Linked DNA regions of Mus musculus: region 2 is linked to region 1. A link is a loop called in an ENCODE intact Hi-C map of the cell type or tissue named here. Cell type or tissue: left cerebral cortex. All regions are shown on one strand. Each heading gives the region's core, and the rest is flanking DNA. Links, peaks and the distances in the headings are about the cores only.

Evidence for each region. A loop is a pair of places that touch in the nucleus more often than their neighbours do. Peaks named below come from ENCODE experiments on the same cell type or tissue, not always from the same donor. Only the 100,000 strongest peaks of a DNase experiment are listed, where the experiment ranks them.
Region 2: a loop joins it to region 1, with 4 times the contacts of the local background. A loop is called at or near these places in 5 of 42 quality-filtered maps.

What each region holds. Positions count from the first base shown.
Region 1 is chr5:32,858,876-32,867,454 of GRCm38, reverse strand. Depdc5 (DEP domain containing 5) reads right to left here and starts at 3,734. Exons shown (of 43, transcript NM_001170567.1): 1 at 3,634-3,734; 2 at 2,756-2,878. The coding sequence starts at 2,813. In left cerebral cortex, for the core only: no CTCF peak of the experiment used is centred there; DNase peaks (open chromatin) are centred at 3,384 and 3,801; H3K4me3 peaks cover 1,655 bases; H3K27ac peaks cover 614 bases.
Region 2 is chr5:33,029,897-33,038,475 of GRCm38, reverse strand. Gm29892 (a long non-coding RNA gene) reads right to left here and starts at 7,298. Exons shown (of 4, transcript XR_868337.1): 1 at 7,175-7,298; 2 at 6,848-6,937. In left cerebral cortex, for the core only: CTCF peaks have their summits at 4,166, 5,046 (motif pointing right), 5,047 (motif pointing right) and 6,133 (motif pointing right); DNase peaks (open chromatin) are centred at 5,064, 6,218 and 7,885; H3K27ac peaks cover 1,281 bases.

The DNA.
Region 1 (8,579 bases), core at 352-8,351:
CTCATGTTAACAGGTTTGACAGCAAGTGTTCTTACCCACAAGCCATCTCACCAGCCCCCATTTGTTTAGATTGTTTGTTTTCCTATTTTATAAATACTAAGGCTGGAACTTAACCAAGGGCTCACACATGGGTAAGCAGATGCTCTGCCTTTTCCCTGAGAGTCCATTTTGAGTCCAGTTTTAGAACTAAAGGATTTGCGCAGGGTGGGGGTGTAACTCAGTGATAAAGTACTTGCCTAGCATGCTGGTTTCCAACCTCAGCTCAAAAGAAAGAAATTGCAAAAGTGTCTAGGGCCACAACAGTAAATGGGTGTGTTGGAAGGGACTCAGGGACTGTCTCCAATTACACACTCTCTCTGCTCTAATATGCCCATGGAAAAAGCAGCCAGTGGTTTGGGGAATTATGCCTCTGGCACATCCTTTACTCTCTAAAAGACTGTGAATCTGGCATCCATATGATAGAAAGAGTCTAGGACCCAAACACAGTACTCATATTTATGTAATATTCAAAGAAATCCCTTAAACACTGTCTTAATTAGACCTTCATAATAAATCTTTAGTACTAACAAGAGCAAGGAAATAACCTGGGAGATAAACTGAATTGTCTAAAGGTTAGACCAGCAGTAAAATTAAAGCAAGAGCTAGTACTGAGCTCCTTCTGTCTAAATCAGGCTCACCATCTCTTATGTGTTATAAAACTCGAGTCTAGGTTCTAAGTGTTAGTTCATAATAGGGCTCGAAACAACCTTTAAACTCAAGGGCCCGGGGTAAAGGTATCGCCCAACAGAGTAACTGCAGAGCATGCATAAGGCCCTGGCTACAAACCCAATCCTCAGCACCAATCAACCAACCCACTCACCCATCCATCCATCCATCCATCCATCCACCTCAAAATCAAATAGACTTCACAGATGATTATACTCCACACGGATCAGCCTAGTAAAGAACTGACTGAGTCAATCTCATTTTTTATTTTAAACGTTTCATTGACAATTTTAGTTCCAATGTGTGTGAAGTCCCTGGGATGAACTTCTGTTTTCCAAATCAAGCTCTCTGAGCATATTGATTTATTTGTTTCATTTTCTCTCCCTCTCTCTTTCTCCTCTCTCCCCCCTCCTTTTTTGCTTATTTATTTGTTTTGAGACAGAGTTTCACTGTGTAGCTTGGAGCTCACTATATAGACCAGGGAAGCCTCAAACTCACAAGAGACTGAGTGCCTTTGCCTCCTGTGTGCTGGGATTCAGAGTATGCGCCACCAGATCTAGCTCCTATTTCTTTCCTCGGAAACAGAGTCGGTTACACTCTGCAGCAGGATGGCCTCAAACTTTCAGCAATCCTCCTGTCTCAACCTTGGAAAGTTCTGTGTCACAGGCACAAGCCACTACAGCCAACTAATCATTTCATAATGTAAAGAACTCCTTGGGGACAAGAGATTTTACCTACTCACAGTCTTCATATTTGATAGGGATACTGGTCTTCTAGGTCTATCACCAAGCTATATCTGTCTTATAAACACACACACACACCTCTATATACATTATATATATATAATATCATATATCATATACCTGTATTCTTGTTATTCCCTCTGCTGAAACTATCTCTGTATTTATTCAATAGCTGCCTATTCTTCACAAGTTTTTAGGCCAGTTTCATAAATAGTGGGGTTGATATGACTAAACATGAGGACTGCAATAATTTGACAAAAGGTTTGGGGCATTTCTGGGAGAGCTTCCACATGCTATCACTCAGTTTCACCGGGCAGCTGGCCTAGCCTAAATTAACAAGTCCCAGGTATCACTGAGGAATTGTCTCAAAAACAAGGTGAAGAAAAACAAGTAAATGACTAAAAATTCAAGGTAGGTAGGCATGATTACTAAGTAATCCCAGTACTTAGTAGGCAAAACTATCTCTGTAAGACAGAGGAGCTCTGTAAGTTCAAGGCCAGTCTAGTCAGCATTGCAAACCTATAAAGGCTATAGAGTAAGAGCCCATCCAAAAAATGAAATGTAAAGTTTAAAAGGACTCATTGAGGTCTGAAGTGATTGCTCCTTGATAGTGTGCTTGCTCATAGGCACAAAGCATGGGTTCTTTATCCAGATCCACGGAGAACAACGTGGGAGCACATGCCTGAAATCCCAACACTTGGGTATGAAGGACGGAAGGAAGGGCAGTAACTCAAGATCAGCCTCCAGTGCATACTGAGTTCAAAGCCAGTATGAGCTCTAAGACTCTGTCTCAAAAACCAAACCAAACCAGCTCACTTTGTCAGTAATTCTGATTTCTGAAGTAAAGAACATTAAAAAAAAAAAAAAAAAAAAAAAACCAGGAGGAAGGACTTGGATGCAGTCCATAGAGTCCTTTTCTAGTAAACTTGTGGCCAAGCACTCACTACACAGAAGAAAAACAAAAACAAAACAAACAAAAGCAGGAGGAAAATTAACTCAGGTGTGGTAGAGTATTTCCAGATACACAGGCAGGAGGATAATGGGTTCAAAGCCAGCTTGGGCTACACAATGAGTTCTAAATGAGCCTTGGAAACATGGTAAAACCTGGATTCAAAATACAACCCAACAAACTCTGAATGTGAAGAATGCTTTTCAAAAAGATCCTGTGCTCTCATTTCCAACCATCCCTGATCTCTGATACTGCTCCACTCTTACCTGTCCAGTCTCCCTTGTGATATGGGTAATTTTTAAGGCACATCATAACTTCAGCCAACTTACACAATCCCCAAATATCAATCAATACTGACCACTGCCCCCAAAGCCCTTCTTGTGGATGACAAGTTTGTAGACCTTTGTGGTTCTCATTTTGTCTTGTGATTTCTTCAGCTGTTCCAATCTTGGAGCAGGGAAGTCATCTTGCTTTCCTGCTACTGAAACACAAATAAAAACATCGAGGATGTCAGGCTTCCTAAATTTGCTCTTTAATTTTAGACCTTGAAGGTACTGGTGGTTGTTCGGCTGAAAGGCGTGCCAACCCTTGCATTATATCGCTCCTCCAATTACCAAGAGAGACAAACAAATAGAAGTGTGCTTTAAAAATTAAAGGGAACTTGGGCTCAGATCTCGTCCATCCTCTAAAGCTATTTTCTCTACCGCATACCTAAAAGGGAGGCTTGTGGTGAGAGGGGCACTACCTTGTTTTTGTCTGCATCAGGAACACCAAAATAGTACAGGGATATTCGAAGAGGTTAGTCCATCACATAAGTAGAGGAACGTCAAAACAAGGGATTCGCCCAAGGTCACTCGAACTGTTATGCACTCCCATGACTCGCGGTCCACTAACAATGTCCTGGGGAAAAGAGAACTGAGGAAGGCTGCGGTTTCCTTGCCGACCCCTCTACTGGTACCAACTCTCAGCGGACCGTCCTGCCTCCATTTCACCGCTGCGGTCCGGGAAGCTTGGTGAGAGAAAGACTGGTCCAAGGTCACACGGGGAACTGCAAGAAGAGTCGGGCCTCGAACCTGGCTCAGGGACCCTTCCTTCAAGCCCCTCAAGTCTCAGCCCGAGGTTGGCGCTCGACTCCCCCCCCCAACCCCCCCACTTCCAGAGCCCCTGCGCGCCTCAGGCCCGGCCCGAGGCCAGATTCCGGACAGATCTCCCCAGGACCTCCTCAGGATATCCCACCTGAGCCCCCACAGTTCGCGCAGCTTCCGCACCAGGGCTCTAGGAACCAGACAGACAGCACCACCGAAGAGCGCTCACCTGAGCCCGCGCCGCTCCCGAGGCTCCGCCCCGAGTCCCCGCCCCTCGCCAGTCCCTGCTCAGCCGGCTTGGCCGCTCTAGCCCAGCCTCCGCCTCGTCTCGGTGGCCGCGCCACTTCCTCCTCCGGGGCTGCGGGGAGGTGGGGGGGGCGGGGCGGGGGGGAGGCTGGGGGCGTGGCGTTGAGTCCGACTTCAAACCGAGTTCCCGTTGGCGTTTCCCGCCACCGTCTACAGGGCTGCCCGCTTTGCATGGAAAATTTGAAAATAGAGCCACAGCCAAGACCTTCGTTTCAGAAGAGCGAAGTGATTTCGTAATAGGAGAAACTCGAGAGAGTCGACTCTTACCTCGCGGAGCTGTTTCCATGTGTTTGACGAAGTTAATAACTAAACCTGGTCCAGAGGGCTATTGAGAAGTGCAAAAGTCTCTGCGGGTGGTGGCTCCCCCTCCTAATCCAGGTTCTGTAGAGACAAGAGTGCTGAACATTCCCTAGAGTTCTTGGGCTATGTAGCAAGAAAACGGGGGTGTGTATAATTCATGAGCGAGTTACTAACTTATTGAAAACTGTTAAATATAATTAAGAAGTACAAGTTAATGATAAGTACAAATGTAACATGTACAGAGACAAGCTTGGAAGGAGAAACCAATTTACATTACCCATTATATACTCTTTTGTTGTCAAAATTAAACCTAATGTACATAAGTCAAAACAAGTGTACAGTAAACTTAAAGTTTGTTTGATTAAAAAAAATATTCAAAACATTGAATGCCCGAGTACAATGGGTTAAATCTACAATAGGCTCGCATGGCAGAAGGCCCAGTAGTTTCCTTAGATGGGGCATAAATCATCCAACCAGAGTAAATTGCGTGGTGGCACACGCCTTTAATCCCAGCACTCAGGAGGCAGAGGCAGGCGGATTTCTGAGTTCGAGGACAGCCTGGTCTACAAAGTGAGTTCCAGAACAGCCAGGGCTACACAGAGAAACCCTATCTCAGAAAACCAAAAAAAAAAAAAAAAAAAAAAAAAACCAAAAAAACAAAAACAAAACAAAACTGTAAGTTGTGTGTTAGCCTCATTACAGAGTAAGGATTCATGGGAAGAAGAACCTGCTAGAAGGCCTGACCTGTTCCCACCTTGTAGGCCAAAACAAACAAACAAAGCCAAAAACCTCCTTATCTAAAGATGAATTATTCCTCATGTCTCAAAAAATGGAGGTGGGAAAGGTAGATTCTCTTGTCCATTGGAGGATCTCAGAGTCTGCACCACATCCTAAATGACTTAAAGAGCAGAGACAAATAGCAAGATGCTATCTATACACAGGGGAATCTGTCCTGTGAGTGCTATGAGACCCACTTGCTAGTTCAGTCAGCTACACCCTCCACCCTGTTAGCAAAAGCAACTTTCAGGAAACACACCCTAACCGTGTTCCTTCAATAAAGGAGGATGCCAGACGTTCTGGGATCAAACTCAGAGCTTCGCAAAGTTCTTTAGACTAGCCAAGCCATGTCTTTGACAGTTGTTTTTACATCTGTAGAGTCAGCAAATTATTCTATTAAGTGATATCTGAAGTCCTCAGATTCTTCAGGAAGGCGTGACTTAGATGAAGATTTTCTCCAACTGGGGCTCACCTGTGGCACTTTGATAAAATAGTCTCTACCCAGATGGAGAACTTCAGGGCCAGGGCCTGCACCTCGATGCCTACAGGGAGTACACAGGCCTTGGCAGGGAGTTTTGAGGATGTTTTCTAATAATAAATTCCAAAAGCCAACAGTTCCTTTTGTTTGGTTATCTGTCTTTACAAATTATGCTTCCAAACCAATCTATTTTTAAATAAAATGACATTAACAAATATGCTCAGTGCTGTTGGTATGTAGTGGACTACGGAGCTGCCCATTGACAGAAGGAGGAGAGCTTGCTTTAGCCTTTTAATACACGTGAATCATAAATTATAGATTTGACATGACTGATTGCTTTCATCTTCCATCTGTCGGTTGAATCTATGGAATGAAAATATCATAGAAAGATTTTAAAAGGTTCTATTAGTAGGGTTAATTTAAAAAAAAACATTTTTGGGAGGCTGGAGAGGTGGCTCAGAGATTAGGAGCACTGACCCCCAAGTACAGGGAATAAAGGCTTGCACCACCACTACCTGTTGGAGTATTCTTTGTAAATTAAAAATTGAAAATCATTTCTTTGTGGAGAATACAACTTAGAAATAAATTGTATTTTTTTACATAGCCTAACAATATAAAAATACATTTACTGTGTAATCCTGATTTAATGTTAACAAAATTCATATAAAATATTATTGTCATATTTTGACATAATAAATACAGTCATATAAGGTAACAGTCCCAATTTTTAAAGTTTTACCTTATCAGATTGTTTCTAACCAAAAAATGGTTTTATTAAATAATACCTGGTATTTTGAATATGTAAAGGAAATATAAAAATGTTTATCAAAAAAAGGGGGCCCTGGAGAGATGGCTCAGCGGTTAAGAGCACTGACTGCTCTTCTGAAGGTCCTGAGTTCAAATCCCAGCAACCACATGGTGGCTCACAACCACCCATAATGAGATCTGACTTCTGGTGCATCTGAAGACAGCTACAGTGTACTTGGATATAGTAATAAATATATCTTTTTTAAAAAAAATGTCTATCAGTGCTTGGCAGGGGTAGTGGTGCACACCTTTAATCCCAGCACTCAGGAGGCAGAACTGGTTGATCTCTGTGAGTTCTAGGCCAAGCTGGTATATAAAGTGAGTTCCAGGATATCCAGTGTCTTGAAACACAAAAAACAACTGCAACAATACAATTCATCATACATAGAAGCAAGAAATGTCACTTGGACACTTTGTTCAAATTCATTTCTTGGATGCTGACTTTAACTGACTTCTGTTACAAAGCTTCCTGGTGGTTGTTCCTTATTCAAGAGTCTGAGGTAAACAAACAGCAAATCACAGTTGCCTCATCCTTCTACAGAACTCTGGTACATGATCCAGCCAGCTGTGTGATGGCATTTAACCTTATGTTAATTCTGTATTTAACCTTATGTTATATCTACTCATGTTGATATTGATGTAATAGTCTCTTCAATAACCTTGTGTGTGTCCCTCTCTCTTCTTTTTAATTCTTCTATCATGTATTACATCTCAACCACAGTTTCCCCTCTCTCCTCTCCTCTCACACCCTCTCTCCACCTCCTTTCTCCCTCAAATCCATTTTCCCCATCATATCCCTTCATAAAAGGGCAGGCCTTCCAGAGATATCAACCAAACATAGCATATCAAGTTGCAGTAAGACTAGGCACATCCCCTCATTTTAAGGCTGGTTAAGGCAGCCCAGTAGGGGAAAAGGGCCCCAAAGCAAGTAAAGGAGTAAATAGCCCCCACTCCCATTGTTAGGAGACCCACAAAAACACCAAGCTACACAACATAACATACAGGACTGTTCCCCATGAAGAGTACAGTCATTGCCTCCTGACTTATGTTTTGGATCTTCGCTAAGTATTAAGTTTTCTCATGATCTCTTAGATGGACCCTCTTCCATGGCAGTCCAACTGTTGCTCCACTCATGTAAGCTCAAAACACCAGGAGATAAATGCTTCCAACTCCCAAAAGCTGTTCAAGTTACCTCTTAAAGGGGACTAATGAGCTATGAGCCACCTAACTCATCCCTCTTCTTGTCACACTGGACATTGTTTTGGGCGATTCAGAATTAAAAACAGCTGGAGCACACCTTTAATCTGAGCACTAAGGAGGCAGAGGCAGACAGATTTCTTGAGTTTCCAGATCAGTCTGGTCAACAGAACAAGTTCCAGGACAGCCAGTGCTACACAGAGAAACTCTGTCAAAAAAACAAAAACAAAAACAAGAGAAGTCTTCTTGAATCAATTTGCCCCTCTGTCTTGCTAGCTCAATCAGCTTAGCATTCTTCAGGACCAGCTTTGGCTGTTGAAGTACTCCAAAATGAGCTAACTGCTGTTAAGGATGGGATTTGAGCCCTCCTCCAAGAGCAATACAACTTCCACACCATCAAATCTTTTCTTTTTTAAGGTTTATTTATTATTTTATGTAAGTACACTGTAGCTGTCTTCAGACAAACCTGAAGAGGGCATCAGATCTCATTACAGATGGTTGTGAGCCACCATGTGATTACTGGGATTTGAACTTAGGACCTTTAGAAGAACAGTCAGTGCTCTTAACCGCTGGACCATCTCTCGAGCCCCTTTTTTTTTTTTTTTTTTTTTTTTTTTTTTTTGGGTTTTCGAGACAGGGTTTCTCTGTATAGCCCTGACTGTCCTGGAACTCACTTTGTAGACCAGGCTGGCCTCGAACTCAAAAATCTGCCTGCCTCTGCCTCCCGAGTGCTGGGATTAAGGAGTGTGCCACCACCACCCGGCCACACCATGAAATCTTAATTGGGTTGAAATGGAGTTTAAAAACACACAAATGGAGTAGAAATTCCTTCCGGTTCCCCCCCCACACTCTGAATCCTCTCATCGATCACTTCATTCACTTTTATTGTACTCATATTTATGCATTTTACCTGTATTACTAACTCAATCTCACCCTACACTCAAGCAAAATGTTCCCCGTAAGGTCGCCCAATGGCTTTCACCCTACAACAACTCCATTTGATCCATTTGATCCTGACTTATCTGAAAAAGACATTTTGGATGCTGAGGAGAAACTGGCTGAAAGGGAACCTCATTCCTGGGACAAATACAATTCTTTTGAGATTCAAGGCATGTGCCACCACTGCCCAGCTACAATTCTTTAGTACAAATCTAGTCTTCTATTTTCTCCTGTTCCCTTCCTTTGATACTCTGTAGCTCCCTGCAAAACCTGCTAGTTTGTTTTTGTGCAGC
Region 2 (8,579 bases), core at 182-8,181, 170 kb before region 1:
CCTGGCTTTAAGAAGAAGCAAGGCTAGTGTACAAAAAGGAAATGTCCGGGGCCTAGCAAACACAGAAGTGGATGATCACAGTCAGCTATTGGATGGATCGCACGGCCCCCAATGCAGGAGCTAGAGATATTACCCAAGGAGCTAAAGGGAACTGCAACCCTATAGGTGGAACAACAATATGAACTAACCAGTACCCCGGAGCTCTTGTCTCTAGCTGCATATGCATCAAAAGATGGCCTAGTCGGCCATCACTGCAAAGAGAGGCCCATTGGACTTGCCAACTTTAGATGCCCCAGTACAGGGGAACGCCAGGGCCAAAAAGGGGGAGTGGGTGGGTAGGGGATTGGGGGGGTGGATATGGGGGACCTTTGGGATAGCATTGAAAATGTAAACGAGGAAAATACCTAATAAAAAAAATTAAAAAAAAAAAGGAAATGTCCCAGCATAAACCTGAAACTTGCCCATTCCCTCCATCTTTCCAAGAGCTCATCAGAACCCTCTTCCCAACACGGGTACCAAAAGCCAACCAGCAGAAGGTCCTGGTCCCTAGGATACATCTCATCTACCCACTCCTGGTACCCACACCAGCTCCTCTGGACTGCTCACACACAGCTAAGCACAGCAGCCCCCCGGATCACTGGCTCAAAAAGCAGGATTCTCAACTAAGCAAGGAGCATATGGGCTCAGAGAGATTGACGTGGCAAGCATGGGCCCTGTGGGGCCACTGCACCAGGTCCTCTGGGTATACCTTGTGGCTGTTAGCTTGGTGGTTTTGTGGGACTCCTAACTGTGGTAGCAGGAGTGTCTCTGACTCTTTTGCCTGCTCTTAGTACTCTTTTCCTCCTACTGGGCTGCCTTGTCCAGACTCATTGTGAGGGCTTCTGCCTTGTCTTACTATAGTCTGCCTTGTCTTACTGTAGTCTGTCTTGTCTAACTGTAGTCTGCCTTGTCTTACTATAGTTTGTAGTTTGCCTTGTCTTACTGTAGTCTGCCTTCTTACTGTAGTCTGCCTTGTCTAACTGTAGTTTGTAGTTTGCCTTGTCTTACTGTAGTCTGCCTTGTCTTGCTGTAGTCTGTCCTGTCTTACTGTAGTCTGCCCTGTCGTACTGTAGTCTGCCCTGTCTTACTGTAGTCTGCCTTGTCTTACTGTAGTCTGCCTTGTCTTGTCTTACTGTAGTCTGCCTTGTCTTGTCTTACTGTAGTCTGCCTTGTCTTACTGTAGTCTGTCCTGTCTTACTGTAGTCTGCCCTGTCTTACTGTAGTCTGCCTTGTCTTGTCTTACTGTAGTCTGCCTTGTCTTGTCTTACTGCAGTCTGCCTTGTCTTACTGTCTTTGCCTTGTCCTGTTTGCCTGTTGTCTCTTGGAGGCCTTTGTTGATGGGAGACAGAGGGGGAGTGGATCCCAGGGAGAGGGAAGCTGTGTGTGTGGGGGGGGGGGGGGGTGGAGCTGGGAGGAATGGAAGGAGGGGGAACTCTGGTTGGAATGTATTGTATGAGAGAAGAATCAGTGTTCAACTAAAAAAAAAAAAGCAAGATTCTGTTCCCTGTTTCTAAACTGTAGCTGGACAAAATTCCACAATATCCTTAGGTGCTTCCCTTAGGAATTTTCCTTCCACATTAAGAGTCAGTCCTTGGGGAATATGGAACAGAGCACATGCCCACCCACCCCCCCACTACCACAAAAGCCAGAAAGAAGCTATGATGTGCACAAGGGCACATACCCTAGGCTCCTAGGAGGGAACTGTGTATGGTTTCAATGCAGGCCATCTCTCCACTTCAGTGGGCTTATGGCCTCCTCAATTCTAAGTTTGTGAAAGTAAATACCACACAGTAAATACCACAACAGAGCATTCGTGGTAATGTTGGGGTCCAAATCAGTTAAGGGGTTGCACAGAGAAATGCAGTGAGGCAGAACCAGTGCAAGGAACAAAGCTAAGAGGTCTGTCATCAGTGCCTGGAGGAATGGCTCCTCCATTCAGAGCACTGGCTGCACCCTCAGAGGGCTGAGATTCAGTCACTAGTACACCCACGGCAGCAACTGTCTCTAACTCCAGTTCCAGAGGACCCTCTTCCGGCTTCCATGGGTATTGCATTGCATGGACATGGTGCACACACATACATGAGGACAAAACAGCCACACACATAAAATAAAAATAAAATCAGGCTGGTGAGAAAGCTCAGTGGGTAAGAGCACTGACTGCTCTTCCGAAGGTTCTGAGTTCAAATCCCAGCAACCACATGGTGGCTCACAACCATGCCCTCTTTTGGTGTGTCTGAAGACAGCTACAGATAAGTGTACGTATGTATAATAATAAGTAAACCTTTGGGCCGGAGCAAATGGAGTTGACTGGAGCAAGCAGAGGTCCTAAATTCAATTCCCAACAACCACATGAAGGCTCAAAACCATCTGTACAGCTACAGTGTACTCATATACGACATAAAATAAATAAATACATCTTTAAAAAATAAAAATAAAAAATAAAAATCTCAAAAATAATTTGTTTTAATGTTGTCTTCACCATAGACTCAGGCTCTCCTGCGTCCCTGGAAGGGCCAGGATCCGAACCCATGCTGTACTCAACACAGGATGAAAAGGGAGGAGGCATCACTAGTCCAAATCAGATCAGATCAGATTCCCTCCTGCAGAGTCAAAGGCTGAGCTTGGAAACACCACCCAGCCCAGACAGGGACATGGCATCTCAGCTGCCCCCAAGTGCCACCTTGAGATCGTATTGGCCTCACCATCCACCATTCCCTAAGGGCCTAGAAGATTCTGATCCGGAAAAGCCAAGGTCTCCATTTCATATTTTCTTCCTGTGAACACCTTTGGACCCTCCTCTCCCTCAGTTGCAAGGTCAGCACATGCAAGAAGCTACATTTAAGAAATGCCTTTTTAAGCTGGGCGTGGTGGCACACGCCTTCAATCCCAGCACTCGGGAGGCAGAGGCAGGCGGATTTCTGAGTTTGAGGCCAGCCTGGTCTACAAAGTGAGTGCCAGGACAGCCAGGGCTACACAGAGAAACCCTGTCTCGAAAAAGCAAAAAAAGAAGAAGAAAAAAAAAAAAGAAATGCCTTTTTAATTTACATTTTTATTTATTTTGTATGTATGTCTTATGTGCAGGTGTGTGTGTGTGTGTGTGTGTGTGTGTGTGGCCAAGGCACACTTGTGGGAGTCAGTGGGAGTCAGGGGACAGCTTATGAGAGTCAGTCCTCTCCTTTTGCCAGGTGGCTCTGGGGAGTCAAACTTAGCTCACCAGGCTAGGTAACAGGCGTCTTTCTTCACCTGCTGGGCCATCTCACTAGCCTACTAGCCTATCACGAGGGGGGGGGGGCTTGATGGACAGCTGTGGTGGTTTGAATAAGAATGGCCCTCAAAAGGTCACATATTTAAATGCTTTGTTGTCACCCGGGAGTAGAGGATTAGGAGGTGTGATCTGAAGTTCATGACCAGGGGTGGACTTGGGGATTCAAAAACCCAAGCCAGGTCCAGTGTCTCTCTGTCTCTGTCTCTCTTTCTGTCTCTCTGTCTGTCTGTCTGTCTCTCTCTTTCTCTCTCTCTCTGGTTACTGATCAGGTCAGGATGTAGCTCTCAGCTACTGCTCCAGAGATGGCCTGCAGCAGGCCACCATGATCCCTGCCATGATGATAATGAATGATAATGAACAATGAACTAAACCTCTGAAACTGTAAGCAAGCTCCCAACTGAATGCTTTCTTTTTTTAAGAATTGCCTTGGTCATGATGTCTCTATGCAGCAATAGAGCATAGGACACCAGCTGACCACCTAACAAAAACAATAACACCTGTGGGTCTGATGGAGAAAATATGGGGCCATTGGTGTCCTGACTGACTGATATGCTGATAAGACCAGCTAGAAGCTAACAGAATGGCAGACCAGATTGGCAGACCTGCCGACTAGGCCAAAGACTGACTAATCTAACTAGACTGGCTGTCCTGGTTGGCTAAAATGACTGCAGGATTGATTGGCTGTCAGTTTGACTGCTGCAGGTATTGCAGTGACTGACAGCTTTGGTCTCCAGCCCCCTTCAGGCACACTAACTGCGAGTGCCTCCCGCCATCCAGTCCTGTAACTGCACAGAACTCAGCTGATGAAGCATCTCTCCCAGGATTCCCTCCTGCCCCTAAGTGGCTGGAAGCTGCCACCTCATGGCTACACCAGGTAGCACATGCCCTGTGAGTGTGCGGTGCCTAGTGGGCAGGACAGGAAGAGGGGGTTGGTTGCTCAAGGAGCCTCCTACTGCCTCATGTTCTCTTCTCCTCCTTGAAAGTGGGCCGGGCTGTAACCCCCCTCCCCCCCACGACTCCCACTGGCGTATCCAACCCTGGAGCCACATGCGGCTGTGGAGAATAATTAAGAATGTGGGCCAACAACAACAACAAAAATCGTACACTAGCTTAAACTATAAGGTTCATCTGTTTGTTTGTTTGTTTGTTTTCGAAACAGGGTTTCTCTGTGTAGCCTTGGCTGCCCTGGAACTCAGAGCTCTGCCTGCTTTTGCCTCCTGAGTACTGGAATTGAGGTTGCACGCCAGCATCACCCAGCTTAAAGCAGTCTAGGAGGTTCTCAGGAGGAAATTTTGTGGATGACAAGTGGTGTCGCTGTCAAAAGGTTGGACACGCCTTAAGTATAGCGTATCAAAAGTGCACTATCTCGGGCTGGTGAGATGGCTCAGTGGGTAAGAGCACCCGACTGCTCTTCTGAAGTTCCAGAGTTCAAATCCCAGCAGCCACATGGTGTCTCACAACCATCCGTAATGAGATCTGACTCCCTCTTCTGGTGTGTCTGAAGACAGCTACAGTGTACTTACATATAATAATAAATAAATCTTTTTTTTTTTAAATGCACTATCTCCAAAATTCCAAGAAATCTTCTAGGACCCCACTCCCATCCCCAGGACTCTACAAAAATCTGAATTGGGGCCAGGGGACACTCCATGGGGCGTTCATCATTGCCCCTCAAACTCTCTTGCAAACTCAGCTCCTGCCTTCCGGTGGAGCGTGGTGAACACCAGCGAGCCCACTAGGTGGCAGCAAATGCCTAGGAAAGTGGTACCTACCAGGCTGGAGCAGCTACTTCCTAACCCCAGGAGGCCAGATGGAGCCAAGGCAAGGAGGTCCAGAGTTGCAGGAATGTCCCCATATCAGAAAGAGGGACATGCAGAGGCAGAGAAGCTAAATGGGAGGGGTTGTAGTGTGTGAATGTTCACAGCCAGATAATATGTCCTCCCTGAGGCTGACTCTGTGAAGTTAGAGACAAGAAGAATATCTACTGTAGAGAACATGTTGAGTGTTATCTGGATTGTGTGTGGAACTCTATCAGAGCATGCAGTAAGGAATCAGTAAGACATCCCACAAGAGCCGGGCGTAGTGGTGCACGCCTTTAATCCCAGCACTCGGGAGGCAGAGGCAGGCGGATTTCTGAGTTCAAGGCCAGCCTGGTCTACAAAGTGAGTGCCAGGACAGGCAGGGCTACACAGAGAAACCCTGTCTCGAAAAAAAAAAAAAAAACAACAACAACAACAAAAAAAAGACATCCCACAAGCTGCCGAGACCTGGCTTAGCCCATGTTCTTCTGAGAGAGTATTTTGTAGGATCAGATAATGGTCCCTCATCAGTTGACTGTAAATAAAGAAGGAAATCTCCACATACAGAATGGGCTTGATGAAATTAGTGGAAAAGCCTTAAAATCAAAACTAAGGTTTCCATTTAGAAGGAAAAAAATCTGCCTAAGGATAACATCTTCAGGTCCCTGAGAGTTCCAACCTCCACTTCATGATTTCAGACCCACAGTCGCTTCCTCAGGTGTCTTCTGAGGGCACTGTTTTCTTTGGTTGAACCCTGACTGCGGAAGCCTTGTATGTGGTGGGGTGTGGTAGGGTGCAGTAGGGTGTGGTGGGGTGTGGTGGGGTCACAGTTATTCACTCCTTCTAAGTCTCGGGTAGTATTAGCTTTTAAGGGGCCATAACTAGAGGCTACAGGAAACCACCGTAGTTTATTAGTATTGCTAGGCATAGGACCACAAGTAGGCAAAGGAGCCAGGCTTTCTGCGCCACCCCACTCGGGTCTTATCTTCATGGATGCAACCTACTTGCTTCCAGGCTTTCTCTACAAACTCCCTTTGCCACAAGAGGCCAGGCGTAGCCTCTTTCTCCACTGTAGGAATGAGAAGGATGGATCCAAATCACACTCTCTCTCTCTCCTGGGAGCCAGCTGGTGAGTCGTCTCCCCCACCTCCACCCGCAAGCCTGCTGTGCTCTGTCCACACCCCTTGCTCTCCTGCCCTAATTCTAATAACCATTTAGACTTATCGGTTATGCTCTACAGTGGGAGACCCTGCCAAGTCCCTAACTCATCTCAGCCAGCTTCACCACAGGCTGTGGGGTAGATGCCATTGTCCCATTCCCAGACAAGAAAGGCAAGACACCAAGCCACACTTAGTCTCCCACACCTGTCCCCCTCCTGGGAAACTTGCTTCTCCAAGGCAGACTTCCTTGGTGACACTCTGCGAAACTGAGAGAATCTTATCACTTCTCAGGCCCTCAGATCTTCAGCCCACAGTGATAACTGTGGAGAGCAACGGTGGCTAGCCTAAGAGAACCTGGGCTTAGCGCTTGGCTTCCCTTCCTTTCTTCCACCAAGGAACTAAGGACACTGGAGAAACACCATCTAGAGAGAAAACGGTGAGTTCATGAGTAAAGCCATGTATAAGGATTGGTGCTGCAAGACTCAGCAAGCTCTGCGCTCTCTCTCTCTCTTTCTCTCTCTTTCTCTCTTTCTCTCTCTCTAGGCTTGGTTCCCTCCTGTGACGTGGATCAGTAAACAGCTCACCTCACAGGGCTGTGGAGCCACTGCAGCCACTGACATAAATCGGCACATACTGCTCTCCTTCCCTGGGCCATTGGTTAAGCGAAGGTTTCACTGCAAACACAAGAAAGAGATTCCAATTACTGTTGAATGAACACTCATGACATGCCTTTCTCTCCAGCCTCCTGAGTCCTGGAAGTCATGTGAGCCACTATGCCCAGATGCATTCCCCCTCCTGCTTTCTGAGGACTCTCTTTGTCCCTGCTAATTCCTCTGCCAACCTTCCCTCTCACACATACCCTCTGCCTCATCCCTAGCTATAGAGCCTCCTCCCCTAGCTGCTTCCAATACCTGTTGATAGGCTTTCCCCTAAAGTTGGGTATCTTCCCTGTTGGATCCTGCACATAATCTGTATCACAGCATGTTTTGGAATAACTATGGGATTTCCTTCTCCCATCACACACACGACTGTGAATCCCATTACAACATATACCTGGGCTGGTTTTGCTTACTGTGGTATCCCAAATCGCCACACACAGAAATAGCTGAGTCCGTGCTTGTTGGATTAAGCCATAGGTGAGGAAATAAGTCCAGGCACCTGCATAGCTGTGGATGGGGGATCATATACCCTGATTTGCTTGGGAAGATCAAGTATTCATGTCACTTGTGCATAGTAGTAATGGTATCCCTGTTCACTCTCAAATACCCCAACTTGGTGACATGCTAGATGATCAGCCCAGTTATTAGGAAGGAGACAGGGTTGGTCTCAGAGATTCTACTCTTCTCCAGTCTCACATTCATTCCCTTTTTTTTTTTTTCCAAAGCAACCACGGCTCTCTTTCTTCTGAAACCTTTGTGTGTGTGTGTGTGTGTGTGTGTGTGTGTATTCCCCCTGGATTCATCCCAACCCCCTGAAATACATGAATATTCCGTTTTCCCATTTCACTGTGAAGTATACTCCTGAAGAGTTGCCATGGTGATCTAATATTCACTACCCTAGAAACAGTTGCCTAGGAAATGAGTGATGTCACTTCCAGGAGATGTGTTTCTATAGTAACCATCTTAGTGGAATTCAGGGGGTGGCCATGAAAGTGAAGAAAGAAGAGGGCAGTTGCAGAAAAGACAAATTAAAGAACAGAAGGGAGTGGGGAGGGGAAGTGCAGGAGGAAAAGGCCAGGAAGGTGGGGACCATCCCAGAGCAGATCTCAGGAATGGAAATGTCTCTAGAGACTACCAAAGACAAACTAAAAGGCTAGGACTTACGACCACACCTCCAGTTTAGAAGAGATGCCAAATGTAAGTCTTGCAAATAGTTTATCAGTAGACAGGTAGAGAAACAGAAGATTCTTTTCAGTCACCTTTAAAAGTATTTATCTATCTATTTATTTATTTGAGGGATACTCATGCCACAGTCTACATATAGACAGAGGACAGCTTGTGGGTGTCAGTTCTCTGCTTCTATCACGTGGGTTCCAAGAATCAAGCTCAGGTCAGCAGGCTTGGTGCAAGCACCTTTAACAGCTGAGCCATCTGAATGGCTCATTGGTCATTTTCCTGAAATTCCAACCTCTACATAAATAAACTGTGAGTTGTGTCCCAATAGGAGAAAACCTGAGTGTCATTTTCATTTTCTTATTGTATCTACATACACATACACATATACACATGTAATCCCACCTTAGCCCTGTAACAAGACTCGTGTCTGTGTCAATTGACCAAGGCATCTCAAGCCATCCACCCAATGCTTACTATGTAG